Regions from separate parts of the Homo sapiens genome. Here region 2 is linked to region 1. Evidence: read pairs that join two places in POLR2A ChIA-PET (ENCODE). Cell type or tissue: PC-3. All regions are shown on one strand. Each heading gives the region's core, and the rest is flanking DNA. Links, peaks and the distances in the headings are about the cores only.

What was found. Peaks named below come from ENCODE experiments on the same cell type or tissue, not always from the same donor. Only the 100,000 strongest peaks of a DNase experiment are listed, where the experiment ranks them.
Region 2: POLR2A ChIA-PET joins it to region 1 with 13 read pairs; 2 of 35 experiments call an interaction of 5 or more read pairs at or near these places.

What each region holds. Positions count from the first base shown.
Region 1 is chr15:70,470,578-70,479,321 of GRCh38, reverse strand. No RefSeq gene overlaps it. Among named protein-coding and RNA genes, the nearest start is that of LINC02205, 31 kb to the left of the region's middle. RefSeq lists an enhancer at 371-600. In PC-3, for the core only: no CTCF peak of the experiment used is centred there; a DNase peak (open chromatin) is centred at 4,131; H3K4me3 peaks cover 1,476 bases; H3K27ac peaks cover 2,139 bases.
Region 2 is chr15:70,742,737-70,751,480 of GRCh38, reverse strand. The region is part of intron 1 of UACA (uveal autoantigen with coiled-coil domains and ankyrin repeats); the gene reads left to right. Among named protein-coding and RNA genes, the nearest start is that of UACA, 16 kb to the left of the region's middle. In PC-3, for the core only: no CTCF peak of the experiment used is centred there; no DNase peak of the experiment used is centred there; H3K27ac peaks cover 199 bases.

The DNA.
Region 1 (8,744 bases), core at 316-8,315:
ACACAGAGACCCGAGGCGGGTGGGTGGTTACGCCATCCACCATTGTGGAAACAATAGAGGTGTGGCTAGACCCATGGGATGGGAGAGAATCAGTGAGGACCGTGTCTCTTTTGTTCCTGCCTGTCCTAAACAGGACGGGACCATCAGCGGGCCTGCCATTCTTCCCCAAGTCCCCAAGGCTTCCAGGCAAGATGAATCCTTCCTCACCCAGGAGAGCGCCCCAGCCTGAAGGCCAGTCTTCCTGCTCAAGGGCTGGCTGCTTCTTTCCCTCGTCTCGCTTCCTCCCTCTCTCTCTCTCTCTGTCTGTTTCTCTTTTCTCTGTTTCTGCCGCTCTTTCTCGTTTCCTTCTGTTTCTCTGTGTGTGTGTGTCTCTGTTTTTCTCTCTGTTTCTGTCTCTGTCTTCCCCTCTCCAGAACAGTCAGCTGAGGCAGGCCCTCTGTGCAGGGGTGACAGCTGTGGTTTCCCTCCTGGTTTCTGTCTGCCCTCCTCTGTCCCGTTCTCCAGGCCCCTCTCCCTGAGCCTGGGTGTCTGTGGAGGACCAGCTGACTGAGCAGGCCTGGAGGCCATCTTGAGTGCCACCTCCTTGCCCCAAGACACCACCCAGGGCTCAGCCAGAAGCATCCTCGGGCCAGATAAAATAAAAACCACCAGGAAGTGAAACCACCTGCTCAGCACATGGGCGGGTGCCTGGCTGAGGAGCCGGTGGGAAGGCCACCAGGCCAGGCAGGGCGAGTGGGAGGAGGGTGGCCTGGGGAGAACCAGCCTCCTCTTTCCTGGAGGCGATAAGCCCTGGCTGCTCCACTGTGGGGGGCATTGAACATTTATGAATTAGTGGCGTTGTGCTGTTTTCTGAGCAATAAGTTTTCATGATGTGTGTTTGGTGAGCAAGGCGGCCGCTCACTGGTGCATTAATCTGGCTCGCCGTCCCTCCCGCCACGCTCTTGTAAATCATCTTGTCCTAGCCATCGGGAGGCGGAGAGGGCAGGGCAGGCGCCCGGAGGGAGGGAGAGAGGCCTGCCTTGAGCAGGTGGCTGGCAGGGGCTGGGGCGCTGGGGTGGGAGGGATGCTGAGGGAGACTTAAGGGGCAGTGAGTGGGAAGGGCCGGGTACTCCTGTCTGGAGCCACAGGAAAGAGTGGGAAAAGCCTGAGGCAGGGCCAGAGTAATCAAATCCCAGTCGCTGCACCTCATCAAGCTGATGCCCTCAGTGGTATTTTGGCCGGGGAGCCTGAACAGGGTTCAGCAGCCCTCCTGGGACTGGTCGATGTTCTTTGGGGTCTCAGGGGCTCGCCCTCCAGTCTCCAGGCCCTGCCCTGCCATGTGGGCTCTTGGGAGTGGGGTGCTGGGCGGGGAGGCTCGTTTCCATGTCCCAGTTTTCTGCAGGGCTCATGTGCTCTGAGGGGCACAGCCCTACTCTGGGCACCAGATGGCTGATAGGGACAGAGCCTTGTGTCCTTCTTCTCTTCTCCCTCCTCCTCCTCCATCTCCTCCTCCTCCATCTCCTCCTCCTCCATCTCTTCCTCCTCCTCCATGATCCGGGAAGCAATAGAACAGGCTCAGCTTCACGTGCTCATTTCCACTTAGCAGGAAGAGAGTTCCTTAGCCCCTCTGAGCCTCCTGCAAAATGGGGATTAGAAATTGCAGCAAGATTGGGATGCTCTGAGGATGGTGTTAGGTCAAAAGCTCCAGGGACCCTGGATGCTGCCCTTCCCCAGGAGTTCCCTGACGGCTCCTCATAGCAATGGTACAGAACAGCCAAAGTGACACGTTAGAGAGGTAGAAGCTTGGCACCCAGCAGTGAACAGCTCTAGGAGCCCCTTCCCCCTAACCCACATGGGGACAAAATCTCAGTCTGGCTCTGGCCTCTAAGGGAGTGGGAGCAGCAAAGGGAGGACAAGACAGAGGGCAGGAGAAGGCATTTGCCCCAAGCCTACTGCCCTGGCTAGCCTGCGGCCTCCTAGTCCTGAAAAGAGGGTCTTGGGTCCAGCTGCTATGGGGAGGGAATGGGGAGGGGGGAAGAGAGGATAGGAGAGGGAGGAGAAAAAGAGAAGGGAGGGAATGGGAAGGGAGGGGAGAGCATGCCAATCAGGCATTGACTGATCCAAAGATAGTCTTGCCAGGGAGGAAAAAGAAAAGAGACCCATTTATAGTCCTGTGACCTCTGTTCTCCTTGAAACCTGCACCCTACAAAATGTGAAATTTGTCCCTTGTGACTGACTCATCCTGGGCAAGAGTAAAGGGTGAGGTGGAGTGGGGTTGGGGTGGGAGTTGGGGGAAGGATCCCTGAGCTCTCGCTGGACCCTGGATCTCCACTTCACACTAAGTCACCAGATGGGTAAGACAGTAAAAACACTGCTTGGAGAAGAAACTGCAGGTGCAAAGGCAGGAAGATGTGAAAGGAGTCACTTTTCAACTCTGAAGAAATCTGGCTAAGCCATTTCAAAAGCCAACTTGAAGGGTCCACAAGGGACTGCCTAGAAGAATGGCTTCCAACAGTGTGAAGCCAGGAGGGAGGAGAGAAAGGGGACATGGCTTCTGCAGCCGCCACAACCCTGGCCTCAGTGGGAGCTGGGTGCATGCACTGGAGCCCTTCCCGGCACAGCAGAGGTGCTGATGAGGGGCTGGGGCACAGGACTGAGAGGTGCAAGGAATAGGGGTCCTTCACTGGCTGTGAGGCCACAGCCTAGTCACTCTGCTCTTTGGGCGTTGTTTCTGCATTTGTAAGATTATTCCCCAATTATGAGATGACCTTGGTTAGCGGGTGGACCCTTGGGAGCACCTTTGAGGGGAGATGAGGTGGATGGGGAGAGAAGGCCTGGCTGTGCTCAGCAGCGTGTGTCTTGAACTAGACCCTAGACCATGAGCCACTAGTATCACTAGTCTCTCAGTGACCTTCCCCACACCTACTCCTGTCACTCTAGTCTATTGTTCATAAAAGCAACCAAGGGGGTCCTTTGGGGGGTCCTTTTACAAATGCAGATCTGATCATGGCACTGCTTAGACCCCATCAATGGCTGCCCCTTGCTGTTGGGATAAACCCCTGCAGTCATTTCCTTGGCCTTCAGGGCCCAGGCCAGGTTCTCCACCCACATGGCTCCCTCACCCTGGGCACTCCAGGCTCCCTGACCTCCTGTCAGCTCCCCCACAACACCACACCCTTCTTCTCACCCAGGGGTCTTTGCACCAGTGGTTCCCACTTCCAGGAATGCTTTATCCACTGAATTCCTATCATCCCTCAAATTTCTTAGGCCTGTGAGGCCAGGCCAAGTTCCCTGCCCTGTGCTGTAACCACTCTGTCCTTTTCCTTGAGGGCAAGAACCACAATTGCAATGAAAGGATCAATTGTCTACTTCATCCTTGACTCTGTCTTCCCAGCTTAAATGTCAGCCTTGGAGGGGCAAGGACCATGTCAGTCTGAATCACCCCTGTAAGCTCAAGGAACTCACTGCACTGAAAACATTGGATATTTATGGAAAAGTGAGCCTTGGAATGACATGAATATTGGTAGGAGGAGTACTGGAATCAGACAGATCTGGGTTCCAACCCCAGTTTTGCCACTTACTAAGTGTGTGACCTATGAATCTTAGCCTCAGAAGCCTTCGTTTCCTCGTCTATAAATTGAGGCTAAAGCTGTTGCCCTTATTAAGCTCTCGATAGGCTAAAGCAAGCCACACCTGGGTGAGTGCCCTCGGCCATGTCATGTGTTCAATTAATATCAGCTCAATGAACATCATCTCCCTCCACAGAGGCCCTCTGAAAGCCGGGCACACACTAGACACCTCATTCAAGCCTGGTTGATGGGAATGTGAATTTGCCGAGAGATGGTGTTGCTGGGAGACCCCGTCACCCACCCATCTCCTCTGGCTGCCCATGGGAACAGAATAGCTTGAGGGGGGAGGTGTGCAGTTTCACTTTCATAGTTTTCAAACAAAAAGACAAAAAGAGGAAAAATGAAACCACCCGGAAAGCAGCAGGGGCCCATTTTGTCGGCAGCCTGACGTGTTTTGCTCAGCGGGCACCGATGGCCTCCCTTATTTATTTATTTTTTAAGTCCCTGACTCATGAGTCAGTCAGTTGGCTTGGTGGTAAAACGCAACCCACTATCAAGGAAATAGCTGATGAACTACATGGAGGCTGTGCCAACACACCACTCACGACTTCTGAAAATCTCTTGTTTTCTGGCCAGCATGAGCCAACTGGAGCTGTGGTTCCTCGAATTGCTCTCCAAGACCAAATGCCAAGCGCATTTGAGATCCTTCAACAATTGCCTCACAATCGCTGTGCACCGCCAATACATGTTTGCTGTAATTATACAGCGTCCAAAGGAGAGGCACAAAAGACTTGTTGATTTTGGACGGGCTCCGGCCCCGGCGAGGCAAGGGCTGACCTGGGCTCCTGGCAGAGCGTGGGCAGGCAGGCCGCCGGCCGCCCCGGTGAGGACGTGACCAGCTGGAGCGAGCGTTGAACCGGGGCCATTGCGGCCAGCACCAGCGCATTCGCCTCGCTCTCCTGCCAGCTGACTCAAGAGCCGGCTTTCTTTGGAGAATAACCCGAAGAGAACAAAACGAGGAACTGGAGCTCCTATAAAAAGAAGCTCGCTCCTTCCTCCAGCCAACAAGTCCCTGAATGATAATCATCTCTGAAGTTGGCCACCCCTCCCTCCCTCTCAAGTCACTAAACATGCTCATTCTCTCTCGCTCTCTCTTGTCTTTGCAAGGAAACATCTTGGCTTCAGAGAGGACTTTCCACTGTGGCTGGGGAGCGTGGCCCATCTGAGCCTCATTTCCTGCCTTCCCCAAACAGGCAGAGCCCAAGAGGTCACCCAGAGTGTGCTGGAGATGGGGAGAGAGCGCTCACTTGCAGTTAAGGATCCTGGTTGCCGCTCAGGTGCCACTGCTAGTGCTTCCCATGAGGTGGGCTTACCAGTTACCATCATGGGGGCTGAGTTTCTCCCTTTGTTGTTCAAGCCGGGAGGGGTGGGTTAGAGCTGTGGTTTCCATGCTCATGCCTTTCAAATTGTTTTAAGTTGGGGCAACACTTATTTGCAGGGAATCTCAATGCACCAAACAGAACTGCTTGGTGCAAGTGGGAGTTGGGTCCGGCAGCCCCATGCACGCAGCATGTCCAGCCCAAACCCCTCCCAGTGATCCCCCCGGGCCCCAAGGAGGAAGACTTGGGTGCCGTGGAACACAATTTGAAAACCATGGTCTCCTTTCACAAAAGCCCCTGCCAGCCTTTGGGTTGGGAGAGGAATCTGTGCCTGCTGGGGGAAATCACCGTGGTTGCCTTTAGCTGTCTCGAGTGCACCTGATCCTCCACCCGGGGATGAGGGGATAAATTCAGCAAGGAGAAGACGGCCGTCCATAGTAACAACAACAACAAAAATGATTTTGCTCCTGCTGAAGTTTCTTGAGCAACTGGCAGGCTGCCATGAACGTACTTAGGCGGAAAATCACCAGAAAAAAATGATATAATCTGACAGATTTTTCACAGGCTTAAATATTCATGAATTAAAGGAATTGGCAGAATTTTCTACATTATTAGCTTTCATCATGGCTGCAGGAGCAGTTGGTATACTGGCTGCTCTTCAAGATCCATTAATCTCGTCCATCATAAGAGCAGCCATTTTAAAATTAGCTATTTTTACTGAGTGATGGTGTACAGGGGAGATGGGGAAATTGAAATGCGATTCCAGCGTAAAGGTCCTCCCCCTTCTCACTTTAAAAGCAGCAGGGAAAGCCAAGCAGCCTCTCAATGGGGAGGGGTCAGCGTAACTCCAGAAGAGAGGTCTGTGAAATGTAGGCATGTGGTGCGTTGTAGGGCCCTTCTAGTCCTTTGGATAGGGAGCACGCGTTTGCCTGCCGAGCCCTGAACTCCGGACTGGGGACCAGGAAGGGATTAGCATGGCTTTTGGTGAGGCAGAGACCAAGAGCCCCAAATAGGGGCTTCTGGGTGAGGAAGACATTTAGACCAAATAGCACAGTCTTTCTAACAGATGGCACTTGGGGTGCGGGACTGCAGAATAGCCGAATAATAATACTCATTATGAATGTCGGGGAGTGCGTACTCTGTGCTGGAAACCATGCTATGCCTGCATCTTCTGGTTCTAGCATCAGGGAACTCGGAAGGTAGACATATACATGTGTGTGTCTCGCACACAGGTTAAGTCAGTTGGCCATGGTCTCATGGCCAGTGAATGGCAGGGCCAGGATTCAGATCCAGGTCTTTCTGTCTGCAAAGGGAGTGAGAAGATGCTGTATTGATTGCTGGCCTGTGGCACTGTGAAGGTACATTCTCCCAAACACAGCCAAAACTTGGTAGGAGAAAGCTGCTTCTTTTCAACCATGGAGCAAAGTTATAGTCAGATCATTCCTGTGGAAACTTGAGGCCCAGGTTGATTTCATCCTCCCTTGCTTTCTTCCTTTTATCCATCCATCCATCTAACCCCCTTCCTTCCTTCTTTTCTTCCATCCACCTTTCCCCTCCCTCCCTCCCTTCCTCCTTCCCTCTACATTGAAGATGTAGGCTTTATTATCATTCAGGTATGGCACGGCCAATAAATCAGGAGCTGATGCCATGGAAAACTTGTTACTCACAGTTCCAGGAGAAGGGAGCATGCCACACCATGCGGGGCCACGTGGGGAAACACCAGGGGCAGTCAGGAGGCAGGGGGCGAGGGGAAAACATGGGCAGGAACTTTTGTGGTGGTTTCTATGGGAATGGATGGGCAGGGCAGGGCAAGCAGGTTTAGGATCGGCTAGTTTGAATAATGTAAGGTTCTGGGACACAGTCCCTAGTTGTTTGGTACCTGGCCCTGGGGTGACTGGGGAAGGGGCATAGGGGCCCTGAGTGTGACAGCCCAGTAGAGGAGGTGGGGGGCGGGGGTAGTCTCAGGACTGTTTGCATATTGCTATGGTTAGAACATTTGCATCCTCTCCAAAATTATGTTGAAACTTAATCTCCAATGCAATCATATTAGGAGGTGGGGCCTTTAGGGGGGCTCCGCCCCACGGATGGGATTAGTGCCCTACAAAAGGGCCGGAGGGAACTAGCTAGGTTCTTTTGTCCTTTTTCTCTTCTGCCCTTCTGCTGTGTGAGGACACAGTATCATCCCCTCTGGAGCACGGTGTTTAAGGCACCATCTTAGAAGCAGAGACTAGTCCTCACCTGCCAGACATGGAACCCACCAGCATCTTCATCTTGGACTTCCAGCTTCCAGAACTGTGAGGAATAAATTTCTGTTCTTTATCTATTACCCAGTCTGTGGTATTTTGTTATAGCAGCATGACTGCACTCAGACACATAAGCAAGGCACACTCGTAGGCAAGTCCTTCACGATCTGTAGGACTGGCTGGACTATCTATAGAGACTGCGGCAGTCTCTCCAGGGTCAGCAAGGCCCCAGATGTCAAAGCACAAGGGCTACAGAAAAAAGGCATGGTTAATATACTTCATCCTCCCACCCACCCATCCATTCACCCACTTACCCATCCACCCATCCATGTACTTATTGAGCTCCTGCACTGCTGGGTGCTGAGCTAGGCCCTGGGTACCTCTGTGGGCCTTGCCTTGATTCATTTTTCAGGATGGTGGTAAAATTTGCTTGCTCGGCAAAGCTCACTCCTTGTCTATCTGACTTCATCTAAGAAGCAGAGTTCTGGGAGCTTGACCAGGATTTCCCCAGGTCACTTTCTGCACTCAGGTCAGCCTTGCTGCTCATGAGCCAGGACTCAAGAAATCACAAAGACATTTCTTGTTGAGGTGATATCCAAAATATTTAACAACTTAGACACAGAGGAGCCAAGCTGAAAAGACGCAGGCCATAAGCAGACTGAACAGACAGATGGGATGCATTTGGGTGAATGTCACCTGCCTGGGTGACACCAGCCTGCACAGTGCTGCATGGAGACTGGAGGGAGGACAGTGCTCCCTGTTGGGGTGCTTGGAACCAGCTCTTCTTCTGGGTCCCAGACTTTTTCTGCATGGTTGAGGAGTGATGTCTGTCTGCAAACAGATTGAGTGGGGGAGCTGGTGTTTGGGTAGCATTTCTCACATTTATCATCAATAATAATGATGATTAGTCATCATAATAATTAATAATTATTTACACTTGTATGATGCTTGTTTATGGAGTATCTACTCCATTGCCAAGTGCCTTATAACAGCTTATAATTACAGCCGAAGTTTACTGAGCTCCGCTGGGGGCCAGTTACTGCTGTGCTTAGGACTGTCTGGACATCACCTTGTTCAGCCCACACATCATCCCTGAAGGGGAACAATGGAATCTCCCTTTTACAGGTGAGGGAGCTGAGGCCAAGAGAGGTTGTGAAACCCACCCAGGGCCACACAGTGAGTAAGTGGAAGAGGTGTGTCTCACAGTGCAGTTCTGTCTGACTTCCGCCTCAGGTTTCTCCCATGCCCTCTGGCCTGATCCTGGATCCTGTAGATCCCAGTCCCGAAGGAATCCAAGAGTAGGGTCAGGGCCTAGGTCAGGAGACACAGACGCTCACACAATGGAGGATTCCCTGACCAGTTTCAGGGACCCCAAAGAAGGAGCAGAAGATGATGGCCCGATCCTGGCATCTGTGTCCTGGCCAGGGGGAAGCATTGGAAGGACAGGATTTCTGACTCAGACTCCTGTGAAATCTTGCCTGAAGCCCTTGGGGCATAGCCTGACAGCCTAAGGCCCCAGCACTGGTACCATGGCCCCGACAAACAAAGCCACCACAATAAAAACCAGTCTCCCC
Region 2 (8,744 bases), core at 291-8,290, 270 kb before region 1:
TAACTCAATACATGTTTATATTGCTAACTGAAAAGTCTTACCAGAGGTCATGCCATTGTTGTCCTTTATAACCAGATTGACAGCAATCTTCCTAATCTTTTCCTTTCCAATTAATAGGCTTTTATATAGCCTAGATCTTCAAAAGTCCACCTGCTTTAGCCCTTTTCCTGAGGGAGATAAGTGGTATCTCTATTTTTCAATTATGAAAAAAATTTATTGAGCACTTGGGCTAAGCACTGCAGGGTGAGAGGATGAGGAAGATAAGAAGAGGCTCATAGTTTTGTGGGGGAGCTCCATGAGCAGATAATATAAGGTAATAAGTGCTGTGATAGAGGACTGTACAAGGTACTGATCTAGTCTGGGGCAGAAGAGTGGGGAGTCATTGAGGGTTTTTTTTGTAGGATAAGCTGCTGCTGCTGCTGTCTTTTAAAAATTGAGATGAGATTGTCAAAACATAAAATAAGTCATATTAAAGTGAACGATTCAATGACATTTAATACATTCACATTGTTGTATAACCACCATCTCTACGTACTTCCAAAACATTTTCATCACTCTAGAAGAAAATTCTGTATCCATTAAGCAACTGCTTTCCACCTACTCTTCTCTAGCTCCTGAGACACCAATCTGCAGGGTGACCTTTTTTTTTGAGACCGGACCTTGCTCTGTCACTCAGACTAGAGTGCAGTGGCACAGTCTTGACTCACTGCAGCAAGTGCGTAGCTGGGACTACAGGCATACGCCACCATGCCTGACTAATTTTGTTTATTTTTTGTAGAGACAGGGGTCTCACTGTGTTGCCCAGGCTGGTCTCGAACGCCTGAGGGCTCAAGCGATCCTCCCATCTCAGCCTCTTGAAGTTTTGGGATTATAGGAGTGAGCCACCACACCTGGCCAGGGTGAGCTTCTTGAGATTTGAAAGAAGTGGATAGGAGTGATCTAGGAAAGGTTAAATTTCTTTCAGAGTTAACAACAAGAGCAAAGGCATAGAGAAGAGGAAATATCACGGAGCTCAGAGCTGGGGGAAGGGGAAATTGGATACTAGAAAAATAGCAAGGGAGGATCCTAGAACAATAGCAAGGGGATTGGGTGGGAAGTAGGAAGTAGAGGTTTGGGGGTAGATCTTGGAATAGCTTTAAAAATGGCCATTTTCAAGAGTTGTTGGGACTTCTTCCTGTGGTTCCAGAAGTGGGAAATTCCAAAATCAAACGTGTTTTAGATGGATTACTGTGGTAGCTCTGTTGAGGATGGATTTGAGAGGGTCTAGCCTGGAGACAGGTGGATTGGTTATGAAGCTGCTGAAATATTATAGGCAAGAATTAGTGAGGGCCTGCATCATTACAATGCTGGAAGGGATGGAGAGGAGGGCCCAAGTTGGAGAAACACAGGCCACCTGAAACCCTGAAGAAGTTGTGACTTACCAAAGTCACAGTCAACAGACACGTGGTCAGAAACCCAGCCTGCTAGCCCCTTGTGATTTCCAAATGTCCTGGGTTTGATGCACTGTTCAGTCCCTGATTGAATGGTAATTACGCTGTAAGAGGGAGAGAGAGAGCACTGTCCATATCTTCCTGTATGTTAGCAATTTAGTGTTTTTATTTTATTTTTTTTGAAGTGCACATATTTATATTCAGTTCGGGTGAATAGCTCAATGTTCTGATGATGATGTTTGATAAATACCCTTGAAAGTTTAACTTACTATGCTAATAATCTTTATAAGCACAGATTTTTAGCAGGTAGCTAATTTGTTTTCTCCAACTTTTTTTTTTTTTTTTTTTTTTTGAGACGGAGTCTTCCTCTGTCGCCCAGGCTGGAGTGCAGTGGTGCGATCTCTGCTCACTGCAAGCTCCGCCTCCTGGGTTCACGCCATTCTCCTGCCTCAGCCTCCTGAGTAGCTGGGACTACAGGTGCCCACCACTACGCCTGGCTAATTTTTTGTTTTTGTTTTTTTTTTTTGAGACGGAGTCTTGCTTATCGCCCAGGCCAGAGTGCGGTGGCGTGATCTCGGCTCATTGAAAACTCCACCTCCCGGGTTCACGTCATTCTCCTGCCTCAGCCTCCCAAGTAGCTGGGACTACAGGCGCCCGCCACCGCGCCCGGCTAATTTTTTGTATTTTTAGTAGAGACGGGGTTTCACCATATTAGCCAGGATGGTCTTGATCTCCTGACCTGGTGATCCGCCCACTTCGGCCTCCCAAAGTGCTGGGATTACAGGCATGAGCCACCGCGCCCGGCCCTGTTTTCTCCAACTTTTTGTTATGAAAAAATTGAAACATACATAACATTTGAAAGAATAGCACAATGAACTAGGATCCACCTGCATGCTACTTAGATCCGAAAGTTAACATTTTGGTGCATTCACTCTATATATGTATAATAAAAGCATAATAAATGCACACTCACTCATATCTTTCACTGAACCATTTGGAAGGAAGTTGTAGAATGATATTTTACCATTAAATACTATAGCATGTATCTACAATATGAGTGATATTTGAAACTAACTTTTAAAGTTAGTTTTAAGAGGAAACTTAAGGGTAATAGGACTTGTGAAGATGAAGCAGAGCTGGAAGAAATAATTTTTTTTACAAACTTCATTAATATTAATGCATTATCTTGATTTTTTGTCACATCCATGAAATACTGGTGCTATTAATAATTGGAATATTCTTTTAAATATCTCACTTATAAACACTTAAATATCAGTACATTTATTTAGAAAGGAAACTGTATGCAGGACAGTGTATGAAATCGGAGCCTAGTGTTCCTCTGAGCTACAGAGAGCATTTCTATGATGAGCATCTCTAGGGAATGAACAGGGAAAGGGAGGGGTAGAATGAACAGGGAAAGGGAGGGGTAGGGGCAGGTAGGAAGAGAATGTTGGTGTGCAGGCATGTGACTGCAGGCTGTATGCAAGGACCTGCACTCTATAAATTTGTCCTGTCATTAGGGTGAGCCAAGTACCGGAGCTTTGGAGCTGGCTTCTGTTGGGCTTTTATTCCTTTTTAATTTCTAACTTCATGCCCCAGGCTTCACTGCTGCATCTGTCCCTGCTGCAGACTGATGCAGAACACTCTGGAACTGTAGAAGGAACTGCCAGAAGACTGTGTCACCCATGTTTGTCCTTGTGCCAGCAGGAGGGTCACGTGCATAGTGGTGTATAGACTACACTTAGAGAGATGCTCAATTTCTGTATTCTGCTGCTAAGTAAATACTTTCCTGTTTGTGGGTTGAATTTTTTTTTGACTTTTCTTTACAGCTAAGAATTGAAATTTATTGAAGTTCTTAATTAAATATTAAGCCATTTAAATTGCCCCCATTTTCTTCTGTCACTCTTGAGGACCATTATCCAGCCCCCTTGCAGACTGCCCCACCTTGGGTCCAGTGTCAGCCTAGCTTGGTGTAGGTGTATACATACAGTACTATGCCAGGCACTAGGTTGCATAAAAAGCGTAAACAAAAAATTCAGCATATATTCGTGAATATTTGAGAATTATATGAATTAGAGAATTCATTTTCTCTAAACTGAATCACCTGGACTTGTATTTAAGAATATATTATTTCATTCAGATTTTTAAGATAGGATTAGTGTTTCTCTGGGACATAAATTATTCTATTTTATTTTTTTCTATATAAATAAAAAGAAATTTGATGCAATTTAAAAAATGTCATCTTTCATTTTAGTGTCAATACTATTTAAGTAGAGATATTCAATAGGCAGAAAGATCAAGGATGACAGGATGTCAGAAAATTTTGGTTTCAGTCCAGGCACTGCTACTGAAAAACTTTGGTCTAATCACTTTATCTCAATAAGTTTCAATTATTTCTCTTATAAGATGGGGCCAATACCACTTGCTTTTCTACCCTACCAGAGATTGTAGCTACTAGGAAGAATGGAAATAATTGAAAGCTTTAAAACAATATAAATGGAAATGTACCCCATCTTAAAAAAAATTAGCCAGGTGTGTTTGTAGTCCCCGCTACTTGGGAGGCTGAGGCAGGAGAATCCCTTGAGTTTAGGAGGTTGAGGCTGAAGTGAGCCATGATGATGACAGTGTACTCCAGCCTGGGCGATAGAGCAAGACCTTGTCTCCCAAAAATAACCCCTAAAAGGGAGGCTGAGGCGGGGGAATTGCTTGAACCTGGGAGGTGGAGGTTGTAGTGAGCCAAGATAACGCCACTGCACTCCAGCCTGGCAGCAGAGCAAGACTCCATCTAAAAAAAAAAAAAAAAAAAAAACCCAAAAAACAAACACCATTCGTTTCTGCACAAAGTAATTTTGAGTTGAATAGCTGAATACAGCACAAGTGAGATGGAACAGTGTAAAGGTGACAAAATACATTTTTTTTGAAAATTATACTTTAAGTTCTGGGATACATGTGCAGAACGTACAGGTTTGTTACACAGGTATACATGTGCATAGTGGTTTGCTGCACACATCAACCCATCATCTACATTGTTTCTCCTAATGCTAGCCTTCCCCTTGCCTGCCACCCCCTGACAGGCCCCAGTGTATGATGTTCCCCTCCCTGTGCCCATATGTTCTCATTGTTCAACTCCTACTTATGAGTGAGAACATGTGGTGTTTGGTTTTCTGTTCTTGTGTTACTTTGCTGAGAATGATGGTTTCTAGCTTCATCCATGTCCCTGTGAAGGACATGAACTCATTCTTTTTTATGGCTGCCTAGTATTCCATGGTGAATATGTGCCACATTTTCTTTATCCAGCCTAAAATTGATGGGCATTTGGGTTGGTACCAAGTCTTTGCTATTGTGAATAGTGCTGCAGTAAACATATGTGTGCATGTGTCTTTATAGTGGAATGATTTATAATCATTTTGGTATATACTCAGTAATGGGATTGATGGGTCAAATGGTATTTCTAGTTCTAGATCCTTGAGGAATTGCCACACTGTCTTCCACAATGGTTGAACTAATTTACACTCCCACCAACAGTGTAAAAGCATTCCTATTTCTCCATGTCCTCTCCAGCATCTGTTTCCTGACTTTTTAATGATTGCCATTCTAACTGTCATGAGATGGTATCTCATTGTGGTTTTGATTTGCATTTCTCTAATGACCAGTGATGATGAGCTTTTTTTTCAGATGTTTGTTGGCTGCATAAATGTCTTCTTTTGAAAAGTGTCTGTTCTTACCCTTTGCCCACTTTTTGATGGGGTTGTTTGTTTTTTTCTTGTAAATTTGTTTAAGTTCCATGTAGATTCTGGATATTAGCCCTTTGTCAGATGGATAGATTGCAAAAATTTTCTCCCATTCTGTATGTTGCCTGTTCACTCTGATGATAGTTTCTTTTGCTGTGTAGAAGCTCTTTAGTTTAATTAGATCCCATTTGTCAGTTTTGGCTTTTGTTGCCATTGCTTTTGGTGTTTTAGTCATGAAGTCTTTTCCCATGCCTATATCTTGAATGGTATTGCCTAGATTCTCTTCTAGGGTTTTTATGGTTTTAGGTCTTACGTTTAAATCTTTTATTCATCTTGATTTAATTTTTGTATAAGGTGTAAGGAAGGGGTCCAGTTTCAGTTTTTTGCATATGGCTAGCCAGTTTTCCGCATATGGCTAGCCAGTTTTCCCAACACCATTTATTAAGTAGGGAATCCTTTCCCCACTGCCTGTTTTTGTCAGGTTTGTCAAAGGTCAGATGGTTGTAGATGTGTGGTGTTATTTCAGAGGCCTCTGTTCTGTTCCATTGGTCTATATACCTGTTTTGGTACCAGTACCGTGCTATTTTGGTTACTGTAGCCTTATATTATAGTTTGAAGTCAGGTAGCATGATGGCTGCAGCTTTGTTCTTTTTGCTTAGGATTGTCTTGGCAATGCAGGCTCTTTTTTGGTTCCATATGAAATTTAAAGTAGTTTTTTCTAATTCTATGAAGAAAGTCAGTGGTAGCTTCATGGGACTAGCATTGAATCTGTAAATTATTTTGGACTGTATGGCTATTTTCATGATATTGATTCTTCCTGTGTATGATTAATGTTTTTCCATTTGTTTATGTCCTCTCTTTTTTTTTTTTTTTCTTTTTCTTTTTTGAGACAGAGTCTTGCTGCCCAGGCTGGAGTGCAGTGGCACGCACGATCTCGGCTCACTGCAAGCTCCGCCTCCCGGGTTCACGCCACTCTCCTGCCTCAGCCTCCCAAGTAGCTGGGACTACAGGTGCCCACCACCACGCCCGGCTAATTTTTTGTATTTTTTTTTAGTAGAGAAGGGGTTTCACCATGTTAGCTAGGATGGTCTTGATCTCCTGACCTCATGGTCCGCCTGCCTCGGCATCCCAAAGTGCTGGGATTACAGGTGTGAGCCACTGCGCCTGGCCTGTTTGTGTCCTCTCTTATTTCCTTCAGCAGTGGTTTGTAGTTCTCCTTGAAGAGGTCCTTCACATCCCTTGTAAGTTGTATTCCTAGGTCAAAATACATATTTTTCCCCAGTAAATTTTTATTATAGAGTAGAGCAATGAATGAGAACTCTAGACTTAAGAGTGTTTTGTAAGCTATGGAAAACATTACACTTGTGTATTTGATGGAGAGTTGGAGCTATGGTTAGTATTCTCTGTATGGCTGTTATGAGGTTCTCATTCTATGGTATCACTCATAGCTATCAAAGTGTTCTTTCTACTGGTTAATACCAGTAGGCAGAATCCTGACTAATTTTGCTGAGAACAAGTCTTGGGAATTCTGTTGAGGACACTGTATCTACTTGTATATTTGCCATTATATAAGTTGTAATTACTTTGAAGCTAAAAATTTCAGCAAAATTCAATTCTACTAATATTTGTTAAGACTGTTTTTTGGTCTTAACACTACCTGCTCCCATTTTCTTCTGTCACCCCTGAGGACCATTATCCAGCCCTCTTGCAGACTGTCTTACCTTTGATCAAGTGTCAGCCTTGCTTGGTATAGGTAGCTTTTATTCCATTAATAGCTGAAATTTAGAAATAGTTCTCTTCTCTGGCTAGGGAGGTGAAGTTTCTGAAGGCTAATAAGTTTATAGTCTATTATCTTATAACTTTACTCAACAAATATTTATGAGGCATCGGGTATATGTGAGGTACTTTTTTCTCTCCCTCCCTCCTTCCTTCTGCTAGATTTATGTGGTAGGGATGGGGACTGTCTTATACCAAAGGCAGTCAGCTGGATCCCTGTATGTTAAGAGACCCAACAGCCTAAGGTTTGTATCCTTCATCCTAGTTTTTCTTTCTTTTTTTTTTTTTTTTTTTTGAGACAGAGTCTTGCTCTGTCGCCCAGGCTGGAATGCAGTGGCGTAATCTCAACTCACTGCAAACTCCGCCTCCCGGGTTCACGCCATTCATTCTCCTGCCTCAGCCTCTCCAGTAGCTGGGACTACAGGCGCCCGCCACTATGCCTGGCTACTTTTTTTGTATTTTTAGTAGAGACGGGGTTTCACCGTGTTAGCCAGGATGGTCTCGATCTCCTGACCTCGTGATCCGCCCGTCTCGGCCTCCCAAAGTGCTAGAATTACAGGCGTGAGCCACCGTGCCCTGCCGTCCTAGTTTTTGTTAATGAACCTTGGGTGGAACAGTCTGTTTATGACCTAGTTTTTCATTTGGCCTATTTACCTTTTCTAATCTTTATACTTAAAATGAAACTGGAGTTTTGTAGTGTGGAAATTGCCACTGGTTCAGAGTCTTTTGCTTTTGGCTTTTCCAGGCATTACGATTTGGCACCAACTTTTATTTTCACTTTCATACTGTATTCTTCCCTAGATGTTCAGCCTCTTACTGGGACTAGAAATTGGCCCTCCCAAAATGACAATTTTGTTAAAACATGTCCTTTTTATTTTAAACTAGGAAAAGAAAATCTTCAGCACCCTTTTTGATTTAACTAACTTTGAAATTTGCATAATTGTTTTTCCTTTCCAATTAAAAAAATAGCTTTACATGTTAGATTTTTAGAATTTTAGGACTGGAAGTGACCTTAAAGTTTTCTAGTCCAGTGGCTAGATGCTCTTTAAGCTTTTTGACTGCAACGCGCAGTGAAAAATACACATCCAGAGATGTGGTAAGCAGAATTTTAAAAATGGCCTTAATTTTCCACCTGAATCCCCAGGACTTTGAATATGATGAGGAAATATGCCCATGATTATATTATGTTACGTAGCAAATGACATTTTGCAGATGTAATTAAGTTACTAATCATTTGACTTTAGTTTAAAAAGGAGACCTAGGTGTGCCTATTCTAATTACATGAGCTGTTTTAAAAACATAAAGTTTTCTCTGGCTCAAAGCAGAACTGCAAGTCAGAGCAATTTGAAAGATGAGAAGGACTTTTCCTGTTGCTGGCTTGAAGATGGACGGGGCCATGTGAGAAGAAATGTGAGAGGTCTTGAGCTAAGAGAGGCTTGTGGTTAACAACCCATCAGAAACGGGGACCTCAGTCCTATACCTTAAGGGAACTGAATTCTGCCAACAACCAAACGAGCCTGTAAGCAGATTCTTTTCCAGACAAGAACCCAGCCTGGCTGGCACCTTGATTTTGGCCTTGAGAGATCAGACCCCAAGCAGAGAACCCAGTCAGCTCCACCTAAACTTCTGACCTACAGAACTGAAAAATTTTAAATAAATGTTGTTTTTTAGCCTCTAAGTTGGTAGTGGTTTGTTATATGGCAATAGAAAATTGATATGCAAGGCCACTTGGCAACCATGTGAATAAATGCTATGGAAGAAATGGAAATCTCATGAGTGAAAAAAACAAAATAAAAATTATAGGTAC